Regions from separate parts of the Mus musculus genome. Here all the other regions are linked to region 1. The links are chromatin contacts, found by Hi-C or POLR2A ChIA-PET in ENCODE. All regions are on one chromosome and are shown on one strand. Each heading gives the region's core, a stretch centred on a gene start or an enhancer-like site at or near the end of the contact. The rest is flanking DNA. Distances are from core to core; before and after follow the strand shown. Region 1 holds the start of Dpy19l4 (dpy-19-like 4 (C. elegans)). Region 2 holds the start of Trp53inp1 (transformation related protein 53 inducible nuclear protein 1). Region 3 holds the start of Ccne2 (cyclin E2).

Region 1 (4,759 bases), core at 1,371-3,870:
TCATTCATTTTTAATGTCAAGTTTAGTTGCATTAAATTTTAGCAGCAATAACAGTACAACCTGAGCTGGGTCTGGTGACTTACTGCTATGATCTCAGCACTCAGGCAGGCAGGTCTCTGTGAGCTCAAGGCCTCCAAAGCCAGTTCCAGGCTAGCCAGAGCTACATAGTAAGACCGGACAAAGACCGCATGTATTTTAGCCAATTTATCTACTTTGTCATTTTTGCCTGGCCCTAAAAACCAGAAGCTAATTGAGTGCAAACTTCTCACCTCATCTCTATCATTGTTCATCGAACTTCACAACTGAAAGACAAAAGTAATGTTATGGTGATGATATAGTTAGGCAACAGAGCTTATTAAGTCCTGGGTGGTACATGCCTTTAATTCCAGCAGAGGACAGCCTGGTCTACAGGTTCACTTCCAGGACAGCCAGGGCTGCACAGAGAAACCCTGTCTCAAAAAACCAAAGGAAATGAAAGCGAGCGAGAGAAAGAGAGAGAGAGAAGAGAAGGAAAAAGCCAAACTAAATGATGACTACATATCCACAAGAATAACCTTGCTACTTCAATCTCTAGTCCCATCATAGGCACATGAGCCAACAGAGCTACAAACAGGCTTCCAGATGTCCATGTAGACTAGAAAGGGTCCAAGAGAAATGTTAACACTGTTCTCCTCAAAGCCTGTGTCTGTTTCAGGAAGCATCAATGCAAGCACCATTGCACACACAGTACAGGAGAGGCGTCTGGAAGAACATTTACTTCCAGGGACAGCTGGACAACAAAGAGGCTCCTGAAGGACCTGAGAATAAGCCAAAAGCTATAAACTGTACCTGACCTGAATTCAAACAAGAATATAGAGACTGGCCTAATTTTAACATAATAAATACACGATATGTAAACAGAAGGGATTCGGGGAAATTCCTGACACGGGACGTGTTTGCTGTAAATATTATCATCACAAACATCATTACAATAAATATTTATACTTTGTTGACTATTATATCCCAGCACCCAAAAGAATAGAGACTTAGCCAAGGAATTAAATATTTGTTGAAAGGACCCATTATTTTAATAAAACTGCCACCCAGTAATTGTCCTGAATAAAACACATGTTTTTAGATTACCTGTAATTCTATAACCAAAAATCATTTAACAGTTTATAGTCAACTACTTTTACAAAATGATATAGCCTTTTAAAAAGGTCCACATCATAGTTATTAAGTATAATAATTCCATCTTAAATGCAATTTCTGCATATTTACAATATCAAGTTTTAGTGGCACTGTGCGATTTTTCTCCTGTGTTAAGTATTAATGTGCTCACAAAGACAAACTGGTTTATCAACCTACCCACACAGATTTGTAACTAATCACAAAAATAAAGTTTAAAAAAAATCTTTGTCAAATGATAACACATTGCAAACACAGATATAGCTATAGCTAAAGAAAAAAGAGGAATTACATTCTTCCTTACCAGCAACCTGTTTTGAGGCTGGTTTTAGGTAGTATCTTAAATGTGCATGAAATTTAACACGAAGAGCTGCAGGAAGAGGAGGAATGGCTGAATCATGACCTCAGGGACAGGACATCTAGTCCCAGTCAGCATGTACTTCTAATAGTCTTTTGAAAAATGGCTTTCCATTGAATTCTTCAAACTCCCTTCTTGTCTCCTTGGTTCAACGGCTTAAATCTAAACCAGATAACTAACGGTCGCATTCACAACTCCACTCAGTAAGATAAAAACTGCTTTCCAGCAGAATGAAACATGTAACTGTTCATCCGAGCGAATGAAGTCCAAGAGCTCAATCGTGCATACACATCCCATGAAGTTACTATGCCACCAATACTTTTTTACACTATGTATCGTACACTGCTAAGTTTTTTGCCGCTTCCTATCTTTTGCTCACTGTCCAAATCCTCTATGGATAAATATTGCTGGCTAAACAATAAATTCCCTTGGCACTGACCCTGAGGAGCGTGCAGAGCTCTCTCCAGTCCATTAGTTTTAACCCTAAAACTGACCTCCTCCTCCCCTAAAACCACTTACATGCCCCTGCCCTTTGGCATTTGTTATCCATTAGAGCACAAGTGAACTCCGTCAGGTTCTGCGCGTCCATCCCAGATCCCAGCCTCAGTTTCCCGCGAGGGGTGCGATCCCTCCCATTCTGCACCCAAAGCTTCCAGCCTGGACCAGAACCCACCCAAGCTCGTCCTGCTTTCCACTGCGGAGCAACTCCGGACCCGCAGCCCCGCCACCCAACAACAGCTTCCTTTCCGAGACTCCTGACTTTAAGTTCCACTTCTGCGTCCTATTTCGGGAGACGAAACTTTGGGCCATTTTCTCGGCTCGCGCCCGGTTCCACTGCAAACTCGGGGGCGCGCGCCCCCGCCCGCCCTGCTCCCCGCGGCCCGCAGCCAGCAGTCAGGCCCGGCCCCTCTCCCGAGCCCGCCGCGGCAGTTGGCGCGCTACACGCCGGAGCCTTCACCTTCTTCCTTTGCCATCGTCTCCGCGGAGACCCGAGTGGCCCTACGGCTCCCGAGCAGCCCGGAGTCTCCCAAACCTCCGAGTATCCAAACCCCGCGGCCGCCCCGGCCAGCTCCCGGCTGCCGCGCCCCCACTTCCTGACCCGCCCCCCTCTGGTGTCTCCGCCAACTGGGTCCCTCCAAGGCGCTCCGGGAACCAGAGTGCAGGGAGCGGGGCCCGGCCGGAGCGTTTCGCTAGAGCGCCTCAGCCATGCCCACGATGGCCACGGGATGGCAATGCTCCTGGGAGGAGCGAGTCCCCGCCGCCGCCCTCGCTCCTTGCTGAGCCTCACAGGAAAGCAGGAGCCAGAGCAAGCTTTTCGTGACGCTGGGATCCGTCTCAGAAAGTCATAGACTGTAGGCCAGATCCAGTCCCTATGTCCGGCCGATTTTTCAAACAGAAAACGGAGTTTCAACTGCAGAGCAACGAGTCCTGGACTTGTTACGATGATTTCAAAGCCAGGCAAGACGTTCTAGGCAGGTCCTTTGGATTAGTAGATGTTTGTTTGTTTGCTTGTTTGTTTTTGAGACTGGATCTCTCTATATGGCCAAGGCTGCTCTCAACTTGCCTCAGGTTCCCTACTGCTGCAATGGCAAGAGTGATACACAGTTTGGTTTAGTAGACACTTGGCGGCTACAAAAAAGTTTGTACCAGGTTATTCCCTATTGTAATCCCAGACCGTGACAAGTAGAGGAAGGAGGTTCATTATCAAGGCCAACCTCAGCTACATAAGCAAATTAAGTTATTATCATATAAAAAAGGAAACACAAGAGAGAGCAACGTGTCAATCACGAAAACTGCCTTGAACAAAATGTTTGCTCATGTCAATATTCTGGAAGAAAGCACAATAGTACTTTATAGTCTGCTATGAGGAATGTATAGAGATTATTTCATAACAATAGAATGCAGTTTAATTTTGTTGTGCAGTGCATGACTCATACTGAGAACACTGTGGCACGCCTTCAGTTGGCCCAAAAGCATGAGTGAACAGCCACTTCAAAAAAAGGATAGCTGTCTGTCTGTCTTTCTTTCTCTTTCTTTCTTTCTTTCTTTCTTTCTTTCTTTTTCTTTCTTCCTTCCTTCTTTCCTTCCTTCCTTCTTTCCTTCCTTCCTTCTTTCCTTCCTTTCTTATGTAGGCCTCCTATAGTAATTCACAGAAACTCCTAATTTTTTTTCCTATAATGCCTGGTTTCTGGATCTGTTCTGATTCTGTGGGATCCTGATCTAGTGATATTGGGGGTCCAATCCTACATTCAGGAGGGACGGGGGGGGGGGGGTTAGAGCACTTGTTTCTGGTTAATTGGGAGTTCAGCCAGAGCCACCAGTTCTTTTTCTGCCTTGCCTTGGACTCAGAGTATACCCTGGTGATACTGGAGGCTGAGAAAATTAGAGGCCCAGCGCTTGAGCTCCCATTGGCAGGGTTTCAACACTTAGGTTGCACAACACAGCCAAGGAACCACAAGGATGTTCCACAACACTAGGTTCATGTCTAGGGTTTGGAGAGGCCCAGCACAGGATGTCTAGCTGAGACAGGATATCTAGTTGAGACAGGATGTCTAGCTGAGACTAGAAGCTGTGACAGAACCCAGAAAGGCCCAGCCTAACTGAAATGGGAAAACTAGACATTTAGGAGACCTCTGGTGGGTTTGGAAGAATCAGCCTCTTTGGCTTAAAAGCCGTCTCACAGTAATGACAAATTAGGTTCATTCCTCTTTATGATTAAACTTGTTTTTCAAGGATCAGGCTATGCTCCACATAAAACCTGTGACCTTAACTACAAATGGTTTTGTACTGCCTGTTCCAGGAATGATAATTATGTCTTTGTTTCAATTTTTTTTTTAACCATCTTGCAACCCTACTTCCGTTTCATAAGGGTTGTCATGGCTACCTTGTTATAACTACCAGTTTTATGCTCACCTTGCAACCATGTCTTTGTTTCAGGATGCCCTTAGGAAAAGCTTGCTATGATGTTCTGCTCCTGTAACCCCACCTATTTTGCTTGCTAAATCCCCCATTTGAAAAACCCCTACTTCTGAACTATAAAAAGCTTTGTCTTCCTCATATTCAATGCTAAACTCTTGAGCCACATCTTGGTAAGAGGTCTGTGTACATGAATTTAAAAATCTTCCTTTAACTATTTGCTTGCAAGGGCTGGAGAGATGGCTCAGCAGTTAAGAGCACTGGCTGCTCTTCCAGAGGACCCGTGTTCAACTCCCAGCAACCACATGGCAGCTTACA
Region 2 (4,759 bases), core at 776-3,275, 170 kb before region 1:
CCCCCCCCCCCCTTGGTTTTTTCGAGACAGGGTTTCTCTGTGTAGCCCTGGCTGTCCTGGAACACACTCTGTAGACCAGGCTGGCCTCGAATTCAGAAATTCACCTGCTTCTGCCTCCCAAGTGCTGGGATTAAAGGCATGCACCACCACTGCCCGGCTGCTTTCACACTTTTGCCTTTAGGAATAACAAACTTATTAAGCTGCACGAGGTAAGTTTTTTTTTTTTTTTTTAAGAAAAAAACTAGACTTTTATAATTGTTAATAAATTTTGGTTCTAAATGGGAAGATGACCTCTAGATGGGTTCCTTCCCTCCTCCACCCCAAACCCCCAGGGACACAGTGGCCTCTAGATGGATTGATTCTTAAAGGGAAACAACAGATGGTAGGGCTCCTAACATAGCAATAATATTTGACAGAAAATATTTGATTTGCCAAAATCTAAAATCCAGACTGAGCACAGATCACCCTTGAAGCATGTATGGTCAAATGATCAACACATACTGATCATTACCTGAGTGTCAGACCAATTCTCTGACTCCCTGCAGAGAGCAGAGGGTCTTGGAGATCAAAACCCATTTCTCCCCTGGAAGGCTCGGTGTTTTAAGTGTTTTTTTGTGGTCTGGAATGGGTTCCCCTCTCCTAATTTGGGGTTGGTAAATTAAACAACAGGGAGCTGATGGGCCCACAGTTTCAGGAAAACATGTCCAGGACTAGCCTGGACCAATCACCAAGAAGAGAACCCCTGCTGACAGGAGAAAAAGCACACAAACAAGGTCTTTGTCTCATGTCAAGAGGACGAGGAAGAAGCCAGATATTTGTCATCTTTATCTATAACCTGTTTCTTTGTCCGCACATCTGTATAGCCCAGCGGTTCTCAACCTTGTTAATGCTGTGACCCTTTAATACAGTTCTCATGTTGTGGTGACCCAAATATAAAAACTGTTTTTGTTACTATTTCATAAGTATAATTTGCTACTGTGAATTGTAAATATCTGTGTTTTCCGATGATGTTTTCTTAGGTGACAAACAGGCTGTGACTCGATGGTCTATCCGAGACCTAGGAGTCTCTTGAGACTACCAAGGCCAGAAGATTACATCTCAGCCCCACAGAATCCATATAACTGACAGGACCAACATGACTCCTGTCACTCCTAGTTAATCCCCCAATGTATGTGCAGTAGAGCTTTGGATTAGACTCTCTTTATAAATGTAGTGTCTCATTTTCTTCTCACTATAAATAGCTGGTGAGGACCTAGGCGTCCTGTGAATGTTTACATTTTGTAAAAAAGGTCATAACCTCCTCAGTTCTTATAAGGCTTTAGATGCAGACCCCTGGGAAGAAACAGAGGTAATTCTTCACTCGGGGTTCCTCTTTTCGGAAGTTAAGGCCCTTTAGGCCGAGTTCTGGCCTCCTCTGCCCGACTTTTGTCTTTCTAGAGCAGACTCTTGGGGGGCAAGACCTGAGAGCTTCCTGTTCAAGTTCATAAGGCAGACTAGGCCCCGGCTTACTGTCTAAGGGGTGAGGAATGAGTGGGACACAGGCATCCCATGTATTTGGGGCCCTGACTTCTTTTAAAACAATGTCCAGCGGTGGGTTGCCTTCAGCATCGCGACTATTGGTTTCTCTCCACACTGACCAGAGGAGCAACTACTATCCCTAACCAGCCCCTCAGCAAAAGGGGGCTGAGTGCCTTGTACCCACACTCTGGGCTCCTCACTCAGCCGAAGCGGCTCCGGGGGTCGGGCTCTTCTCCTCTCGGTCCCGCCGGCTCCCACCACGGCCAGTCCCGGGCCGCTGTTCTTCCCCCTCCTCCCGCTCACCCGGAGTGTTCTCCGGCTCCCGCTTTGTTGCCCGGGCTTGTTTCTGCCCCGGGCGCGCCGCCGGCCCAGTGCCAGGTCACGTGCGTTAGTGACAACCTCTCGCAGGGCGGCCCCGGAGGCCCCCGCGCAGCCGATTGGTCGGCCTGCGGCTGGCGCGGCTCGGGGCGGGGCTGGGAAGCCGATCAGCTGTTCCCAGAGCTGCACAACAACAAAAGGACCCGGACGGGCCGGCGGCGGCCAGGGCAGCGACCGCAGCGCAGGAGCCCGGCCTGCCGCAGCTACCTCAGCACCCGCAGCTCTGCTCGGCTCACGTAAGTGCGGGCTACACAGGCGGGAGGGCGGCGGTTGGTTGCCCGCTCTCTGGCTTTCATGCCGGACTCTCTCCCTGCCGTGACGAGCACGGCGACACCGAGAACCTGCGGGTGACGGGAAACCTGCTCCGTTACCCGGAGACCCGCCCGACCCCTCCTGACCTCGCGCATCACCGAGCCTGCACCTGTGGGGAGAGCACTTCCCGTCGCTTCCGTCCTCATCAGTTTGGTCGCTGGCACTTGGGGTGTGCTAGAGACTGCTGTGGGTTCTAAATACTTCGTTTCAGTCGCGACCGCCCTGCGAGGCCCCAACATTGCTTATTTAAGCGGAGGAAACTTGGAGGCACAGAAAGTAATTTTAAGGCCACACAGCTAACTAAAAGGAAGCGGTGTTTACTATTTGCAGAGGGATTTCACGTGCAATTCCTTCATTTTGCTTCCACTTTCACGGTGTGTTTACTCCGTGTAAAAGTTCAGAGCAGATTAACGGGGAACCCCTTTCCACCTGTTAACTCCTTAAAGACTAAAGGAGTTCCTGGCTGAAAGAGCTCTTTCAGAATGCTGAGTAGTTTTGAGCTTGGGTCTTCGGACCGACATCATTACAAATGCCCCAAGATCTTTCTCCCCCCCCCCCCCCTTTGGTTTTATTCGAGACAGGGTTTCTCTGTATAGCCCTGGTTGTCCTGGAACTCACTTTGTACACCAGGCTGGCCTCGAACTCAGAAATCTGCCTGCTTCTGCCTCCCAAGTGCTGGGATTAAAGGCGTGCACCACCACGCCCGGCTATGCCCCCAAGATCTTAAAAATCACATCTTTGGTGGTGATTGTAAGGTGTGAAAACACTAGGCAGCTTGTACAAGCCTCAGCCACTATAATTTTCAAAGTCCTTGCTGGAAACCATGGCCTACTAATTTTTGTGACCAGTGTCTCTTTTGTTTTTCATCTTGTCTTTTACTCCTTTCTGCTCCCTAGTGTATTTCTCATGGAAACGACTGCTTTCAAAAGTTAAGGTTAACAAAGCAGTGAATTACCAACCTAACCGCTCTCTGTTCACTGTTTTCAGACTTCTGAACAGGATGTGGTAAGTCCTTGTAAATTAGCTAAATAGACAGAGGTGTAAGGAGCACAGGCAACTCTTTTGGCTTGGTATTTTTGTAGTTCAAAATTGATTTTTAAATTACTTGAATCAAAGGTGGCCCATGCCACCAAGTACTAAACAGGTGGCAGTGGGAGAATCAGTTCAAGGCCATCCCTTGTTTCTGACTAAAAGAACAAACCTTTTTATTAGCATCTTTGTTTTTTTGAACTGCTAGGTTCTCTTCTTCCACCATGTATATTCTGGGGATCACACTCAAGCCATCAGGCTTGCCACCATACACGTTGCCATGTTGAGTTATCTTTCTGGCCCATAAGAAATCATTTTTGTTTGTTTGTTTTGTTTTAATTTATTTATTATTATATCCAAGTACACTGTAGCTGTCTTCAGATGCACCAGAAGTGGGCATCAGATCTCATTATGGATGGTTGTGAGCCACCATGTGGTTGCTGGGATTTGAACTCAGGACTTTCAGAAGAGCAGTCGGCACTCTTAACCACTGAGCCAGCTTTCCAGCCCCACAAGTAATCGTTTTAAGGTTGCTTTTCATCAGTATGTTTAGCCAGCTGGTATTTCAAAACTGCATTCATCAAAGTTGTGGGTGCTTTTGTTGTTGTTTTTAATTTTAAAAGATGTTTTTGGAGCCTCCTGCTGGCAGCCAAAGCCACTGAAAAGTGCTAGTCTCTGAAGTTTTTAGAATCAGGCTGGAAGGAGCCTGAGGTCATGTGCAGGGAAAAGCAAGGAAGGCACCAGGTTGAAAGGATTCCTGCCCTACTGCTGCCTCAAGACACCAGCTCACTTGCTGTTGGGCAAGTTATTTTCACTTCATTCTGGAGCTCAGTTTCCTCATCACAGGTCAGAGAAATAAATCTCTCAACTGCCTATCACAAACCATAAGCATTCTGAGATATATGTATATGTACATATATATGTATATATATATATATATGTACACACACACACACACACACACACACACACACACACATATATATCCTTCAAAGAAAAAAATATATAACTAATTCCCACATGTGGTAGAAGGACCAAGTTTCCAAAATCAACAGTTAAGTCCACACCATCTTTCCCTGGGTATGTATCTCAAAACTGAGAAAAGTGCCTGCTGGGTGGTGGTGGCCCATGCTTTTAATCCCAGCACTAAAAAGGCAGGCAGATCTCTCAGGAGTTTGTGGCCAGTCTGATCTACAGAGTGACTTCCAGGACAGCTAAAGCTACACAGAGAAACTGTCTCAAAACAAAAACAAAAACCAAACCAAGAAAGGCATACCAGCAAGATCTTACAAAGTAATCACTCCACTGTAAGTTCTCAAAGGAGAATGTTTTACCCACAAGTAAACTCAGCTACTTTCTCTGTCCACAAAATATTTTACTCATATGTGATAAACAAGATAAAATGTTAAATTTTAGGTATGACTTTTAAAAAATTATGCCTATAAGAAAACCAAAAAACAAAGAACAAAGGAAAATGGGCCAGATGCTAACAATGATTAGACAGAGTGGTAGAACAGAATCA
Region 3 (4,759 bases), core at 749-3,248, 130 kb before region 1:
AAGGCTTGTAAGTACCTTGTTTTACTTTTTAATTTATTTTTGGTTTTTCAAGACAGGGTTTTGCTGCCTAGCCTTGGCTGTCCTGGAACTCACTCTATAGCAGAGGCTGGCCTCAAACTTAAGAGGTCCCTTGCTTCTGCCATCTGAGTTCTGATCTTAAAGGTGTGCACCACCACTGCCAGCTTGCTATCTTAGTTTTCGTTGATTCAATCATTCTAATTTTGCTTTTCCTATGGCTACTCTGTTCACGTAATACTTAGATATGCCCACAGTACATTTTTAATGACGTACGTACACTAACTTATGCGGTTGGACTTATGATACTTAAGACCAATCCCATGTAAACGACAGCCCTCGTTTTCAGTGTATCCTGGCCAAGTTCACCTACATAGGCCACCAGTTGGCACTTTTAGGACAGTGTCTCACATAATCTAGGCTGGTCTTGAAGTCACTATGGAGCGGGGCTGTAGGCCATCAGTTTTACTTCCACTCAGATAACACACCTCTGCTTTCTTGCCATAACGGGTTAGATCTCAAGCTGTACAAGACGACAGCTCCAGCAAAGGGAGGTAACTCCCCCCCCCCCCCCCAGTCTTGATAAGCAATTATGGGTTGGGTGAACGCTCCTTAGGCCTAGACAAGGCACTGGGTCTCCTCTGATCCTGTCTACGTGTAAAGCTGGGAAAGTAAGCTTTAGCCGGTGTGAAGGACCATGCGAAGACCCGGGAAGTGTGACGAGGGCCTTCCTGGGCTCTTAACCACAGCGTGGCACAAAAGGCCCACCGCGGCCGGAGGCCTCCAGGTGCATCTCGGGAAGGGCCGGGCCGCGCGGCCGCTGTCCTTGGCGCCCTCGCACCGGCTCACTCCGGACCAGGATGGCTAAGCGCGGGACCGCCGGCCTGCGGGAGCCCTTCCTGCGCTTCCGCGGCCTGGGGGTGGTCTTTGTTCCCCAAGCGGCGTCGCGCCACGGGACTGTGTGTGCCGTGTCACCCGCAAGCCCGGCCTGAGGGTGCGCAGGGCGCCGAGAGGTAGTCGGAGCCCGGGGCTTAGGAGCGGCGCGGGGCGGCCCGCCACGTCCCGGCAGCGCTCGCAGGCGGGAGGCGCTCCCGCGCAGGCAGTTCGCGCGGGCTCCGCAGGGCGCGCTGGCTGCCGGGCAGGGCCGGGGCGGGGCGCGGCGCGGCGCGGCGCGGCCCGGGCGCGCACGTGGTGCGGACCGTCCTGCTCTCCGGCCAGGTCCCCAGAGCCTCGGCGCTCGTGCGTGCGGACGGGGAGGGCGCCCGCTGGAGTCCCGAGAGGTGGTCAGCGCCCGGAACAGGCGTCTGAGGAGAAAGGCAGCGCGCGGCGCCAATATTTCCCGCGCGGGCTCTGGGAGGGAGCCGTAGGCAAGAGCGGAGTGGCCGCTCGGCGGCGCGCGGGGACAAGGCTCCCACGTACCTCGTCCGGCCGCGCTGAGGCACCTTCCTGTGCGCCGCCGCCCGCTCGTCGCCCGGCGGATGGCTCCGGCTCCGCACGTGGCGGGCGGCGCGCTCCGGCGTGTTTACATTCTGCGGCCGCTCCACGTTGTGCTGCCGTCCTCTCCTGCCATTGGCCGGCTCCTCCCGGAGGGGTGGGCCCTAGGCTCCCGCTCCCCGTGCCTCTGAGGAGACTTGGGGTTCCCCACCCCAGCCCTCCCAAGGCCTCTGCCAAAACGCGGAGCCGAACCGTAGCCTGACACTCCGAGATCTAAGAGCCACCGTGAGGGGGCCCGGCGCGAACTGGAAGGCGTGCGGGAGCCTGTGGTGGGCAACCAGCATGGGGGAGGAGCCTCTGAGCCGTGCAGCCGCGGCGCGCGCAGGTGAAGCGCCGAGAGGGGCGGAGGAGCACGGTCCAGGAGGGCAGCCGTACGGCCACTCGGCGCCCGCCCGCCCGCCAGCCCGTCCGCGCGCACTGAGGGCAGGGCGCGGCGCGCGCGGGCGAGCTGGGCGGGCGCGGGTGGGGGAGGGGAAGGCGCCGGCCGAGGTGTCAGTCTGCGGCGCATGCGTGCGGGGCGGTCCGGGCCCGGCCTATATATTGAGTTGGCGCCGGCGCCAGCTGAGCCGAGCTGTGGAGGGTCTGGCGGTGAGGAGGTATTGGGGACAGGGGCATGCGGGAGCTAAGGGAACCACGTCTGGCGGGAGCCATGGGAGAGGAAAAATGGGGGGCGGGGGTGGGACAAGAAGTAGGAGACTGGAATTCAGGGGTTCCCGAGGTTGGTCCCTGTCAGGATTCTTGTCAGGAGGCCAAGCAGAGGCAGGGGATGGAGTGTGTCCCCAAATGAGAGGCCACGGCAAAGCTTCTCTGGGAGCTTCTCTGTCCATCCTCACTTGGGGAAGGTCTCCCGCGCGAGAGGATTAAGGTGGGATCACTTCACGGAGAGATTCTTAAGCACGGTTTTCTCCTTTAATTCCCCCCCCCCTTTCCTTCTGCTCTTCTGGAATTGGGGTCCCGTCACCCCTGCAAGCGACACTGCCCGCCGGGTGGGGCTGGGAAGGAGGGAAAGGAGCCTGGAGGACGTGACACCAGAAGGTTCCCTCCACCCCCTGCTTCCCCGCCACAGCCGCTCTCCAAATTGGCGCGGAACCGGCTTCTCCACAGCCCGCTCTTGGAGGCTCGTCCAGGCGCCTGGCGGCCGAGGCCAGGACGTGCCTTTCCCACCCTGGTTGTCCTGGGGAGTGCATGAATGGCCCAGATGATCATCTAAGGGTGCTAGGGGACTTTGCAAATTCCTGAACGCACTCGCGTTCCCAGTGTACAGTTAAGGAAATGAAAGCATGAATGTAAAATTACTGAGATAGCGAGTGTATTTCAGAAAATAGTGCAGTGTTTTATTTTTAAAGGTTTAGGCCACCTTCTAGTAACGTTAGTTGGTAACTTCTGAATCAGTTTTAATTTGGAACTTGAAGATTATGGATGACTATGTTCTTGATTTTGTTTTTCTTCTCCCCTATTTAGAGGTTTCATAGTCCTTGAAGAGAATGTCAAGACGCAGGTAACAGTGTTAGTCTTGGAGACATGTTTCAAAATTAGCTGCTGCTTTTGAAATATATGACGTACTAATTAAGCTTCCTTTCTACAATTCATCACAGTAGCCGTTTACAAGCTAAGCAACATGCCCAGCCCAACCAGCCAGACTCTCCGCAAGAAACCCAGATAATTCAGGCCAAGAAGAGAAAAACAGCACAGGTGATTTAAGGAAAAAGAGGGAGAAAGGGAAAAATATTCCTTGCTGAAACCTTAGTTTACATGTTCTTTTCTATTCTTCAGGATGTCAAAAAAAGAAAAGAGGAGATCACCAAGAAGCATCAGTATGAGATTAGGGTAATGCAGAACTGGACAGGGTGGGCTGGGGAAGAATAAGAGTGGAATCATGTGTTATTGCCTTATAGTGGGAAGATTCTGATACTTTAGAGGTGAACTTGAAGGAGGTTCATATAAGCCTGAGTCCTACAGCTGCAGTGTAGATGGCTTAGAAGCAGCTGGTTCCCTTTGGTAAATCCCTCCCTTTTGGAGCTGGCTGGTATACTAGGTCTGCCTATATACTGCTCTTTGTTCATTTTCAGACTACAGTGGAGGGCCCTAATAGCTAATGAGTGGCATAAAAAGGATGTGAGATCACTGTCAGTTTGGCAACCCGGCTTTGGGATCCCTTCCTATGTGTTTACTTGGAGATGGTAATTCTTTCAAAAAGATTCTCTAAGTGATTCCACTTGACTAAATTTTTTGATGTTTTCACATTCAAGTATTAGAAAACACGTTAAAAAGAGCTATTTTTTAAAAAAGTATCCTTGCTAGAATTTCTAGATTCAGAGAACTAGTCTTAAAATTATTTCACTTTACATTAAAATGCATGTTATTATTTCAGTACATTAAGTATTGTATTACCTTGTATTACCAGGCTTCGTTATCTAACTTAAGAAGACTAATATGAATTATATGGCTTTAAAAATAAAATACAGGGCTGGGCGTGGTGGCGCATGCCTTTAATCCCAGCACTTGGGAGGCAGAGGCCAGCCTGGTCTACAGAGTGAGTTCCAGGACAGCCAGGGATACACAGAGAAACCCTGTCTCGAAAAAAACAAAACACAAAACAAAAATAAAATACGAACATCAAATTGGCTATCATTTGAAATTGTAGAACAAAAGCCAAGGTTTCTTAATGCACTAACAAGTTTTTCTCTTTCTGTTTTGAAATGACAGAATTGTTGGCCACCTGTACTGTCTGGAGGAATCAGCCCTTGCATTATCATTGAAACACCCCATAAAGAAATAGGAACAAGTGACTTCTCTAGATTTACAAATTACAGATTTAAAAATCTTTTTATTAATCCCTCACCTCTGCCAGATTTAAGGTAAAGAAAATTTTTTAGTAACTTTATGCTAAACATTAAAAGTGGTAGAATTAAAGCAATGCCAGGTATTTTCTTTTGACTTTAATATAAAATATGGAAACTTGATTTTGGGGGGGGGGTTTGTTTGTCTTTTAGTGCTTCACTTACTGAAAGTAAGCATGTATCATTCTACATGAGATATTTGCAAATGATAGCAAGTGATATACTTAAAACCCAAACTTGGGTTTTACTTAACTTGCTTGGTAAATGTTTCTAGACATAGCAGAACTGAACTACTTTTTAAAATGTAGCTTAAATTTGCCTAGTTAAAATTAGAACATTTTTAAATGAACAGTAGTTTCAATTGACAACTCTACTTACTCCTTACCAAGTTTACTATCAGTTGTGATATG

Evidence for each region. Hi-C counts contacts between places; a loop is a spot of excess contacts on that map. ChIA-PET counts read pairs that join two places held with the same protein, here RNA polymerase II (POLR2A).
Region 2: a map of heart shows a loop between it and region 1 (3-fold over the local background). The contact joins the promoter of Trp53inp1 here to the promoter of Dpy19l4 in region 1. A Hi-C loop is called at or near these places in 1 of 37 maps with a recorded cell type or tissue (heart). POLR2A ChIA-PET finds 5 or more read pairs at or near these places in 1 of 5 experiments (embryonic stem cell).
Region 3: a map of heart shows a loop between it and region 1 (3-fold over the local background). The contact joins the promoter of Ccne2 here to the promoter of Dpy19l4 in region 1. A Hi-C loop is called at or near these places in 1 of 37 maps with a recorded cell type or tissue (heart). POLR2A ChIA-PET finds 5 or more read pairs at or near these places in 2 of 5 experiments (Patski and embryonic stem cell).

What each region holds. Positions count from the first base shown.
Region 1 is chr4:11,319,517-11,324,275 of GRCm38, forward strand. Dpy19l4 (dpy-19-like 4 (C. elegans)) reads right to left here and starts at 2,621. Exons shown (of 19, transcript NM_001081201.2): 1 at 2,484-2,621. The coding sequence starts at 2,499.
Region 2 is chr4:11,154,416-11,159,174 of GRCm38, forward strand. Trp53inp1 (transformation related protein 53 inducible nuclear protein 1) reads left to right here and starts at 2,026. Exons shown (of 4, transcript NM_021897.4): 1 at 2,026-2,132.
Region 3 is chr4:11,189,711-11,194,469 of GRCm38, forward strand. It overlaps Ccne2 (cyclin E2), which reads left to right and starts at 1,999. Exons shown (of 12, transcript NM_001282943.1): 1 at 1,999-2,105; 2 at 2,971-3,007; 3 at 3,105-3,201; 4 at 3,283-3,336; 5 at 4,216-4,367. The coding sequence starts at 2,994. A630034I12Rik (a long non-coding RNA gene) reads right to left here and starts at 1,520. Exons shown (of 3, transcript XR_001784240.1): 1 at 1,435-1,520.